Regions from separate parts of the Mus musculus genome. Here region 1 is linked to region 2. The links are chromatin loops, found by intact Hi-C in ENCODE. Cell type or tissue: heart. All regions are shown on one strand. Each heading gives the region's core, and the rest is flanking DNA. Links, peaks and the distances in the headings are about the cores only. Region 1 holds the start of 1700020N01Rik (RIKEN cDNA 1700020N01 gene). Region 2 overlaps Aldh8a1 (aldehyde dehydrogenase 8 family, member A1).

The links. Peaks named below come from ENCODE experiments on the same cell type or tissue, not always from the same donor. Only the 100,000 strongest peaks of a DNase experiment are listed, where the experiment ranks them.
Region 1: it touches region 2 in a loop (2.6-fold over the local background); 9 of 42 quality-filtered maps call a loop at or near these places.

What each region holds. Positions count from the first base shown.
Region 1 is chr10:21,592,735-21,598,112 of GRCm38, forward strand. 1700020N01Rik (RIKEN cDNA 1700020N01 gene) reads left to right here and starts at 411. Exons shown (of 3, transcript NR_027968.1): 1 at 411-500; 2 at 598-838. In heart, for the core only: no CTCF peak of the experiment used is centred there; no DNase peak of the experiment used is centred there.
Region 2 is chr10:21,380,711-21,386,088 of GRCm38, forward strand. Aldh8a1 (aldehyde dehydrogenase 8 family, member A1) reads left to right here. Exons shown (of 7, transcript NM_178713.4): 2 at 120-267; 3 at 1,582-1,737; 4 at 3,926-4,075. Among named protein-coding and RNA genes, the nearest start is that of Aldh8a1, 6.1 kb to the left of the region's middle. In heart, for the core only: a CTCF peak has its summit at 2,403; no DNase peak of the experiment used is centred there; H3K27me3 peaks cover 1,441 bases.

The DNA.
Region 1 (5,378 bases), core at 64-5,063, 210 kb after region 2:
TCACACTTAGTCCCATTCACTTATAGAATCAATGAGAGTACGAAATAAAAATAGAAAGCACTTCATATTAATGAACAATATCCTAGCCAAGGGTCTAGCCAAGGCAATCGGCGTTTTCTAAAAAGTGGATAGTTTCTGATATCGCAGTGTATGAAATATTGCTTCCAAAATTAGTATGATTATACGTATCAACCCTCTCAGATAACCAACAACTAGTATGGACATGACTGGACTTGAAGCTGAGACTTCTCTGGGCTTTGTAATGTCTGCAGTCGGCTTTCCCTAAAGCCTCATGCAAACATGGCTGATACTCCGGGGTTTACAACACACTGCGGCAGGGGAGGGGCGGGACTTCCAGGGCGGAATTTTCGGTGACATCACCACAGAAAGTTCGTTAAAGCAAGGGCTTTGGCTGCGTTCTGGAAGTAGGGCCCGAGGTCTGTCGGTGGGGTGGCTTCTGCAGCGTGTGGCCGTGTGACCCCACGGAGGTGACCTCCCAGGTGAGTCCTCCGCGTCCCTCGGTGGTGATCAGTGTGTCGTCCTGAGATGTAGTGTCGTGGATACCCAGTGTGCCCTCTTCTCTCGTCTCTTCCACAGAGCGGCTGAGGTTGAGAACCCATTGAGCAGCTAGGCCCCAGTGTATGCGCTGATCCTATGGCGGAGGCCCGTGGGAACCAAGGCGAGAGCTGTGTGAGCCTGGAGGACGTGTGCCTGCGTTTCACTGCAGAGGAGTGGGGTCTCCTCGATGACACTCAGAAGCTCCTGTACCACAACGTGATGCTGGAGAATTTCTTGCTTGTGCTGTCCCTGGGACTTCCGATTTCCAAATCCTTCCCAGGTACCCCAGCGATAGATGCTGTCTTAGTCAGGGTTTCTATTCCTGCACAAACATCATGACCAAGAAGCAGTTGGGGAGGAAAGGGTTTATTCAGCTTACCCTTCAATACTTTCTCTGTGATAACTCCAGCTGTGTCAAGTTGACACAAACCCAGCCAGTACAGATGCCAATAGGGACTCCCTGTTAACCAAAGCATGATGGCGTAGGTAATCTAAGCTCGCTCCCGAGGTTGATGTGGAGGATGAAGGATGTGAGCAGAGCATCTTCAACAAATGCTTCACACCCTGAAGCTTAGCTCTGTAAGAGTGTTAGGCATCAAATAAAAAATTTAACCAGTTATCCAGCCTGGAGAACCCACTGCATAGTAGCCATGTGGAATGTCTAATATTTAGGAGACTCTTGTTAAATTTGCAGTAGAGTCATAAGATAATCTTTGAAAGGGGAAAAGGCTGGTCTTCATTTGTGGAGAGCTGTAGTCCCAAGTATCAGAGAAGTTACAGAAGGGCTCAGTGAGCCCCGTACTTGCCCATACACTGGACAGATGTGGAATAATTTTCAGTCACAAAAAATGAATTTGTTCAGCATGAGCAGTTTCACAGCAAAAAAGAGCCTCTGTGTGTGTGTTAGTGAGTGAGTGTGTGTGTGTGTGTGTGTATTATTTAGCATACTTCCAAGCTTTTATACCTGAGATTTCACAAAGGATCACAATCTTCTAAGTATGATGGATGTAGGAGAACTTTCTAATTCAAATACATACCTGCTAGGCTCCTCTAACTTCACAGTGGGGGTAAGGTCTCAGGTATGGAAAAGTTCTAGTAAAAGTTTAATCTCTAAAACATCCATTGTTAAATATGAGAAATGGCCACACCATAGAAATGTGTGTAAGTGATAAATTTGGGGAATCATCTCATTTTTATAACACAAGGAAACTCACAGCAGAGAAAAGCCTTATGTGCAGTAGATGAAAACCTCCATCAATATATCCTACCTCACTCAACACAAGAAAGGCCATATGGCGAACTTTCAGTTGCGTGACTGGAAAATACTTCAGTGGTCACTTCACTTATATCAGATTTCACATAGCAGTAATGCCTTAAATACTTGACAAATGTCGGAAACTCTAGAGAAGATGCTTTCAATGAGCTTACCATGTGAAAATGCACATTGACTAAATACCTCATAAGTATAGGACTTCTAGTAACCTTTTGAGTCGACTCTTTCAAGCCCATTTAATACCAGAGATTTCACGGTGGAAGAGAGAGAGAGAGTTAGAGTTTGGAAAATGCATGCTTTGTTTGACATCTCATGAATCACAAATAGTTACTAGTAGTAATAACTTCCTGTTGAAGCCAGTGATCAGAAGTTGAACTCTACCTTAGTTGTCTGCTGAGGAGAGATGTCCTGCTTGAGTTATGTGCATACACAGTGCTTTCAGGAGGACTCTGGTCCCCAGGGTTATGTGTCATCTGTCACCACTTACTCTCTTCTGGTTTCTCTAGAAACTGACTTGTCCCAGCAGTCAGTTGTGCAGTTTACCTCCATCCCTCCAAAGTACCCGGGGAAGGTAGATTCTATGCTGTCTCCTGATTCCTTGGAAAGAATGGAGGGATCTAAGCTTGCTAGAAGTCCACATTCCCTCCTCCTGATGCCTTTAGTGTATATATGGCACAGCTTCTGAAAGAAACCTTTGAGCTTGGATCTGCTGCAAGTATCCAAAGGTTTTCAGTCTTTGGGGTTTCTTAACTGTGTGTGCGACTGCTGGGCTGGATTCCTTCAGTCTCCAAAACATGCACCCTTGGGATTTCTGGCTTTCATTGACCTGTTGATGCAATGACTTAATGCTTACTTAACTTTGTACTGTTCTTTTCAGTATATGAAAGTGGCTTAGGAAAAGAATTGACTTTTACCACCATGCAGGAAGGGACACCTTTTGTGGGCACCTCAAAGTTAGTGTCTTAGATAGAACAACAAGGTGGCAGACAGTCCAACATCTAATTTGGTCTAGTTAGCATTGGTGTCTAAGGACTTTGGACCTGGCTACGACTGTTGGTCTCTCAAAAGCCTCTCCCAAGGTTACCCCAGTGAAGGGAATGTTAGTATGATAACATCTAATGCTTTAGTCCCTTCATTTAGGGAATAATCAACATTCCCAGGCTTAGTCAATGCTCTATTGCTGTGAAGAGACACCACGGCCATGGCAATTCTCATAAAGGAAAGCATTTAACTGAAACTTGCTTATATTCAGAGCACAAGGACCTGAGCTTAAATATCTAGCACCAGGTAAAAAGGTAGGCATGGTCACAAGGACCTGTAACCCCAGTACTGGGAGGGTGGAGCCAAGAGGATCCCTGGAGTGCACTGGATGGATACTGAGCTCCAGGTGGGCAACAGAGCCTGCCTAAAATGAATGAAGCAGAGGACAGAATGAGACACATGCTCTGGCCTCCACAACTCTGTGCCTACATAACACACACAAAAAGAGAAAGAAAGCCAATAAACAACTTTTTCTTGCTGTAGGTGTAGGGGTTTTCTTCCACTGTGAATGCTTGCTCCTTACTGTATCTTCCCCTGTTAATTATTCATGTTTTCATAGGCATAATTAATGCAAATTATATCAATAACAGTAAAGGAGAACAAATCATGTAATATGCTTGGGAAATTCCATTAAGGCTTTCACCATACTGATGTTGGCAGTGTTATGACTTGGTTTTAATTCACAGACATGCACATGTGAAGTGTGGGGGAGAGAGTATCTGGATAGTGAGTAAAGTAGATTGAATTCCACTCCAGTTTCCCCTCTATCAAAGTCATTGCTATCCTCAAAACCTTGGGTGTGTGTGGGGGGGGGAACAGAACTATAAATGTGTTGGCTGAGCTCAAAGGCCTGATATTTGTAGGAACGATCATAGCATTGAAAGCATAGGCTCAGCTTTTCCTCTTACTGTGAGAGTAAACGTCAGCATTCTGGAGACTGCCTTTTCAGGCTCTGAACTTCGTGTGTTGGGAAGATACCTTAGAGCTAAAATGACACCACCACCACCACCACCACCACCACCACCTGGTAGCATCAGCCTGCCAGAGAGGTCACTAATGAGACAATGGGGGTCTTTGGGTGTTTTTAACTTGTTGGTTGTATTTGTTTCTTCTATGTCTAGTTCCCCCCAGGAAACTTACTAGGGGGAGTTAATTACCCCAGCATAGGATATGAGCTTTCCTTGTGTTATTGACTGATCTCACAATAGATTACCTAGAACTTTAATATTTGTATTCTAACATTAGTTTAGATTGTTATCGGTCTTGTTTGTTTTGCTTAAGTGGAGACTTGTGCTTTAAGAAGGCAAAATGCTGATGTGTTTGGGATGCATTTAGCACATCACCATCGAGAAGTTTTCATTTGTTAGATTCTCAGCAAGGCTAAATGTGCGTTCTAGGCATGGCTGTGCACTGTTTGTGAGTTCAGCATTGTAAACATCAGAGTGAGGTAGAGCCCACCCCTCTGTGACATCAGAGATTAAGGAGCCTTAAAGAAAAGGGCTATACCTGGTTTACTCCTAACTCCACTGGAGCCCCGCAACCCAGCCTTCTCAGCCACGCACTGGTTTTCAGTGATTCAGATACAACAAGGTCTCTGCGTTGGTTGTGATGTTCATGTCTCAGTGGCTGACTGGGCTGAAATTAGGTTAACTAAGCACAGTCTTGACAGTGTCCCTGGATAATTTTAAACACATAAACAAAGTCTCCCTCGCAATATTTAAAATTGAGGTTTCCTACATAACTTTAAGTCAATTCTCTCTGTTCCTCCCTCCCTCCCACCATCTCCTTCTGCCTGTGCTTGCATCCTCGTGTCCCTGGTATTATTCCTTCCACATGCATGTGCCATGAGTTCTGCTACTCTCCACTCCCTTGCCATAACCTCTGTGTACTTTCATGCCCTGCATCCGCACTCGCCCCCATAACCTAAGCCTATAGAAAAGTTAGAGCCAGGATCTGCATGTGAGAACAGATCGTATTTGTCTTTTTGGCCATTAAGTGATTTGATACAATCTTAGTACTCCATTGAGAAGGGAGAAAACCCATATCCAGTTTCTTCTTCTGGAAGTAGCCCAAGAGAAGATTTTATTTATGGTCGATACACTCGTGAATAAAGAGGGGCTAATTGTAATATTTTATCTCCTCGATCATACTCATTACAGGTGGACTTGGACTCCCCTTCAGTATCGGTTACTTTCCTGTCACTGTGATAAAACACCTTGACCAAGGCCACTTAAAGAAAGAAGAGTTGGTTATGGGGTTGATTACAGTTCCAGAGGCATCACTATTAGGTTGGAGAAACTTGGCAGCAGGCAGCCATGGCAGGAGGAGCAGCCAGGAGCTCACATCTTGAACCACAAGAAGCAGAGAGAGCAAACTGGGGATGGTGAGAGGCTCTTAAACCTCAAAACCCTCTGCCCCCAGTGATGAACTTCCTTCTCCTTGACCACACCTCCTAAGCCTCCCCAAACACTCAGCACCTATTAGGGATCCAGTATTCAAATTCCCG
Region 2 (5,378 bases), core at 131-5,130:
GAATCCTTGAAATTGAGCAGAATGGTCATCAGGTTTGAAGTGAGCCACGGACTTTGAATGCTGCTAGTCCCTCAGAAACCACAGTGCTAACGTGACCATCTCTGTTTTGCTCCTCAAAGATTGAAGCTGCCGTGGAGGCTGCCAGAGAGGCCTTCCCTGCCTGGTCATCCCGGAGTCCCCAGGAACGTTCTCTCGTCCTGAACAGGCTGGCTGATGTACTGGAGCAGTCTCTGGAGGAGTTAGCTCAGGCAGAATCTAAAGACCAAGGTGACGGGCATCTCTGGCAGGGTCTGTCTGCCCTCCAAGATCTTTCACCAACAGGGGTTGGGTTTGAGCACAGGTGTGTCTTACCAGATGCTTATGAAAGCTGGCTCCCTGAACCCCCATTCCAGTTTGTCAAATAATCTCTGCCTTTTACTGAAATGGATCGCACTTGAGGCAAGTTGGTCATGTCATCCTGTCTGAGGTGCCCAGGCAGCTTACACGCTTGCTTCTCAAGGCAATAGCAGAGATGGAGGCGAAAGCATGAGAAGAAGGCCAAGTCTTGTGGCTGATATGCTCTGCCCCACTGCAATAAGTCAGGGGCTGATCCCAAAGCGACATGGTGGGAGAATACACTCTGCCTATTTGGTGGAAGGAGCTACAAGAGTCTACAGCAAAGTATGGACTGGGGAGACAGGAGGACCTAGGGGTGGCCATGCAATCCACTGCTCTAGTCAGAGGTTCCCGAGTACAGACAGTGTGAAGAGCAGCTTGGCTTCTGTTGTGTTTCAGCATTTCAGCCCACATTTTCTCTCCCTCCCAAAGGACAGAGGGATAGCGTGGATACCCATTAATTTCATAATGTCTTTAGGAAAAGTCATGCAGTATTGAAATATGCCTGCCATTAGCCAACCTAAAGTTAGGAATCCGGTGACAGGCCCTTAGAGCAGATTTCTTCAAAGTCCGTGTGGTGATGCTTGCCTGACATCACATTGCTCAGGTTGCTGAGGCAGGAGGATTGTAAATCCTGGCAGCCAGGCTTACAGTGATAGCCTGACTCCCCTTCCCACTCTCCCCACACCTGACCCACACAAAGGAAAGAAGAAAAAAGGAAAGGAAAGGAAAGGAAAGGAAAGGAAAGGTCAATTTTTCTTTTTTTCGTGTTCTTGTGTGGGTGGTTGTATTTCATCACTGAGGGTCACCTGGGAGAAGCTCAAGAAAGGACCCTCCTACTCCATGCGGAACCCAGCATCCTGTGCTGTGTTCTCAACCGGGCCTTTTGATGGCTTCTGTGTGTTTGGAGGCTGTTTAAGGACACACACAGTCATTTTCCAACCCCGTCGTTTCAAAGCTGCTAACGCCCGTGTGTGTGGAACGGTGGCATCTGGTACATTCATGATGAAAGCTTGAGGTGTTCACAGAGACGATCTAGCTCTATTTTAAACCCACCTCCACCTCAACCTCACGCCCAAATATTTCATCACTCGATCCATGCAAGTGCGGTGAAGAAGTGCCTCGGGCGGGCTGGTATTGAGCGTAGGGTCAGACGACTCCACGTGAAACACACAGGCAGCATTTTATGTTGTTCATTTTCCACAGGGAAAACCCTCACGCTGGCAAGGACCATGGACATTCCTCGGTCTGTTCTGAACTTCCGGTTCTTCGCTTCCTCCAACCTGCACCACGTATCGGAGTGCACACAGATGAGCCACCTGGGCTGTATGCATTACACCGTTCGCACCCCGGTGGGAATTGGTAGGTGGCATCCAAAGAGAACCTGTATCAGAAAGTTCGGAAAATTCTAGGCACTGACTACTAGGGGCCAGACTAAGGAAACACAAGGGGTCGGTTTTTCTACTTTTGCTGAAAATTCGTTGGCTTTAAAAATGAATCTAGTTCATTCTCAATGTGTCAAAGTCTCCCTTTTGCAGAAACTTCATCCTGGGAGATCATAGCAGGAGGGCATGTCGGGAGTGCTTTCTTGCTTGTAAACAGAATAAGAAAACATCAAATCCAGACAGTGCCACTGTTTAGGCGTCAGGGTTGCATTCTCTGCACACTTCAGAACTCTGAAAACTGGGACGTTCGTTCTCTTTCATATTTATATGATTCATTAAGATAAGAAATTTGAGTAAATTAGTAAGCTAGGGGAGGCAGGAAGATCAGAAGTACCAGGTTATCTATCCTTGGCTGCATAGTGAGTCTGGAGTCAGCCTGGACGACACAAGACCCTGTCTTAAAAAAAAAAAAAAAAAAGAACCCAATAAATAAGTATGTGGCCCTTCAAGTAAGGTCAGTTGTCTAGTAAATAAGCGTTAACCAAGTTATTATTTTATTTGCCTCATCCTTTAAGTGTCTGAAATGACTAAGTATAATCAGTAGATGTCGCTGGTGTCCTTTAAGCGCCCGAAATGGCTAAATCTAATCAGTAGATATTGCTGTTGTCTTTTAAGTGTCCGAAATAACTATAATCAGCAGATGTCGCTATTTCCCCTGGGAAGAAACACCACCTTTCTTCTCAAATATTCAGATTACAAAAAGAAAGCAAATGAAACATTTCACTCTCTTGATTCTCTGAACCTGCTAGAAATTATTTCCCAAGGCATCATGGGAAGTTTTAATTTACTAAGAAGCATCTGAACATGTTTTGTTGTGAATATATTTTGTTACTCTGAAAGACCAGATTTTTCTTTGGGAAATCTAGTATAATAAAATATACTTATTTCCACAGGGCAAAAATATAAAATAGAATAAATCTATTTTTCAAATCATAAGGGAGACCTCATATTTGTGTAGGCTAAGGATAGAAACTGGACACTTTGAGAATATTTCATAGAGGGGGCTGAGAGATAACTCAGTGATTAAGAGTGCTGGCTGTTCTTCTAGAGGTGCTGAATTCAATACCCAGTAACCACATGGCAGCTCACAACCATCTGTAATGGGATCCGATGCCCCTTCTGGTACACAAGTGTACATGCAGATACAGCACTCATATACATTAAATAAATAAATAAATCTTTTTAAAAATACTTCAGTGAGATACATTCAGCCATTTCCAACTTGTGGTTCAAGATAGCTGTGAATGGGCATAATATACAAAATTGTAAGTTATTTATAACATCATGAGATCCTTTGGGTCATTTGGGGGAGGGGGCTCAAGACAGGGTTTCTTTGTATAGCTCCGGCTGTCCTGTAGACCAGGCTAGCCTCGAACTCAGAAATCCACTTGCCTCTGCCTCCCAAGTGCTGAGATTAAAGGCGTGTGCCACCACTGCCTGGCCCCTTTGGGTCATTTTAAAGTAAACTGATTGCCTGGTTCTTGAGTATAAACTTGGTAGATCATAATTTTGTGTCACAAAGTCCAAAGATTGCTATATTGGATTTTATTTTCGACCTCCTCAATTGCCAGGGAGGATTTTCTAGTCTGTATGTCAGAGTCCATCAACGTAACCATTGGCCAGTCCCTAGTCGAATAGTCACAATTATTTTGTGCCTGTTGAATGCATAATTCAGCAATGTCTGAGCTTTAATGTCTTAGTGTCAGGAGGCTAGAGACAGAGGTGGGGGAGCCCAGCAGAAAACAGCAGCTAAACAGCTTAATTCTGCCCTGTGAGAAGGCTTTCTTTAAAAAGGAAAGATCAGGCTACAGGTTTCAATATGCATTCTATTCCGAACACATTGGCAAGCTACTGGCAGCCTTCAGCCCTGCAGTTCATATTGTCTTGGCTCCTAATTATAACTGTAGCTTATGAAGAGGATAGAAAATGTATCGACTTTGCTGTTGTATGGGGTGAATTGCTTGCAAGGTGTTTGAGAATAACTTGCCAGGTTGGCTTAAAGTGAAGTTTGGGTTTTCTGAGCAGGACAGAATTGTGTGAGGAATGCCACCCAGCTGTCTGTCTCTGAGGCAGATGAGAACTGTGCTTTTCTTCTTACCCTGTAGCTGGTTTGATCAGCCCTTGGAATTTACCACTCTACCTGCTGACCTGGAAGATAGCTCCGGCCATCGCTGCTGGGAATACCGTGATAGCCAAGCCCAGTGAGATGACTTCTGTGACTGCCTGGATGTTTTGTAAACTCTTGGATAAAGCAGGTAACAGGATGTGGGGACAGGGAGAAGACTCAGAGCGAGGGCACACTTGTTAGAAGCAATCTTCACCCAAAGCTAAATTGACTCCAGTGCTGTCTTGCCATTTTGTAAGCCTGATACTTCCTAGGTATGCCTTCATCCACAGCAGGGTTCTCTTCTATTAACCCCATAGGGGTGTCACCATGGAACAGCATCACCCCATAGGCTGAGAGCATTGTAGTAAATATTGCAGGCTTAGAGGTCACATCAAAGGCACCGACTAGTTCAAGATAGTATCATCAAGTCACTTGAAATTTAAGTTTGAGCTACCAGTCAGCCTTGGAAGTTGGGTATTCCTAGAGTTAGTGTAGTGGAACTATGCTTAATAGATTCAGCCATTTTCAAGAGGTTTAAATATCCATCCCCAGTTTCTTCCTGTTTTGGAACCACACAGAAGTGGATGGGACAGAACTTCTTATCAGTACCCACCATTTGCTCCCCATCCGCTCTCAGCTAACGGTCTAATGTCCACACCTAGGTGGACTTCCTGGTTTCAGGTGGGATATAACTCTTCATTGAGAAGCCTGATGTTGCCCTGGTATTTAAACCCCAGCAAGTGATGCTTCTGTCAGCATCTTCAGCTTATGAACCCATACAGCTAGGATGGAAAAGATGCCTTGGTAGTGGGGAAGGACTTATCAGCCTTCTGTCTGTGTCAGCGTGTGGTGTGCCTACTGCCTTTTGACACAGGGGAGGCACTGCTGGGTGCTTCTGCCTCCACAGAATGGAATGTGCAGCAAGGATAACTCTTTCTCTCTCTTTCTCCCTCCCTCTCTCTCTCTCTCTCTCTCTCTCTCTCTCTCTCTCTCTCTCTCTCTCTCTCTGTGTGTGTGTGTGTGTGTGTGTGTGTGTCTCCCTCCCTCATCATAAGGATTTTCCATTTTCTGTGGTTTGCTTACCATTGCTTTCATTTCCTAGTCATCACTACAAGGCAACCTCCTCTTCTCCCTGGGCTGGCAGCACCCAGTTTTTCCCCTAATGAACACCACACTGCTGCTCAAACTGCCCTTGGTTATACATTGGGATTGGATTGATGTGTGAGTCATACATATGAAATTCTACTTTTCTACACCGCAGGAGAAACCTTGAAGGGCGTGAGTGTGAAGGGTAAATCAAAGTGGCAGTACATCCTGGGTGTTTACTCGTGTAGCCTTGAGCGTTTCTACAAACGTGATCAATCGTCCTGCAGAACAAAGCCATGAAGAAGCAGGCAGCAAATATCTCTCTGGGAATTCCAAATCTCCTTGTTTTCTTAAGGCACCACATC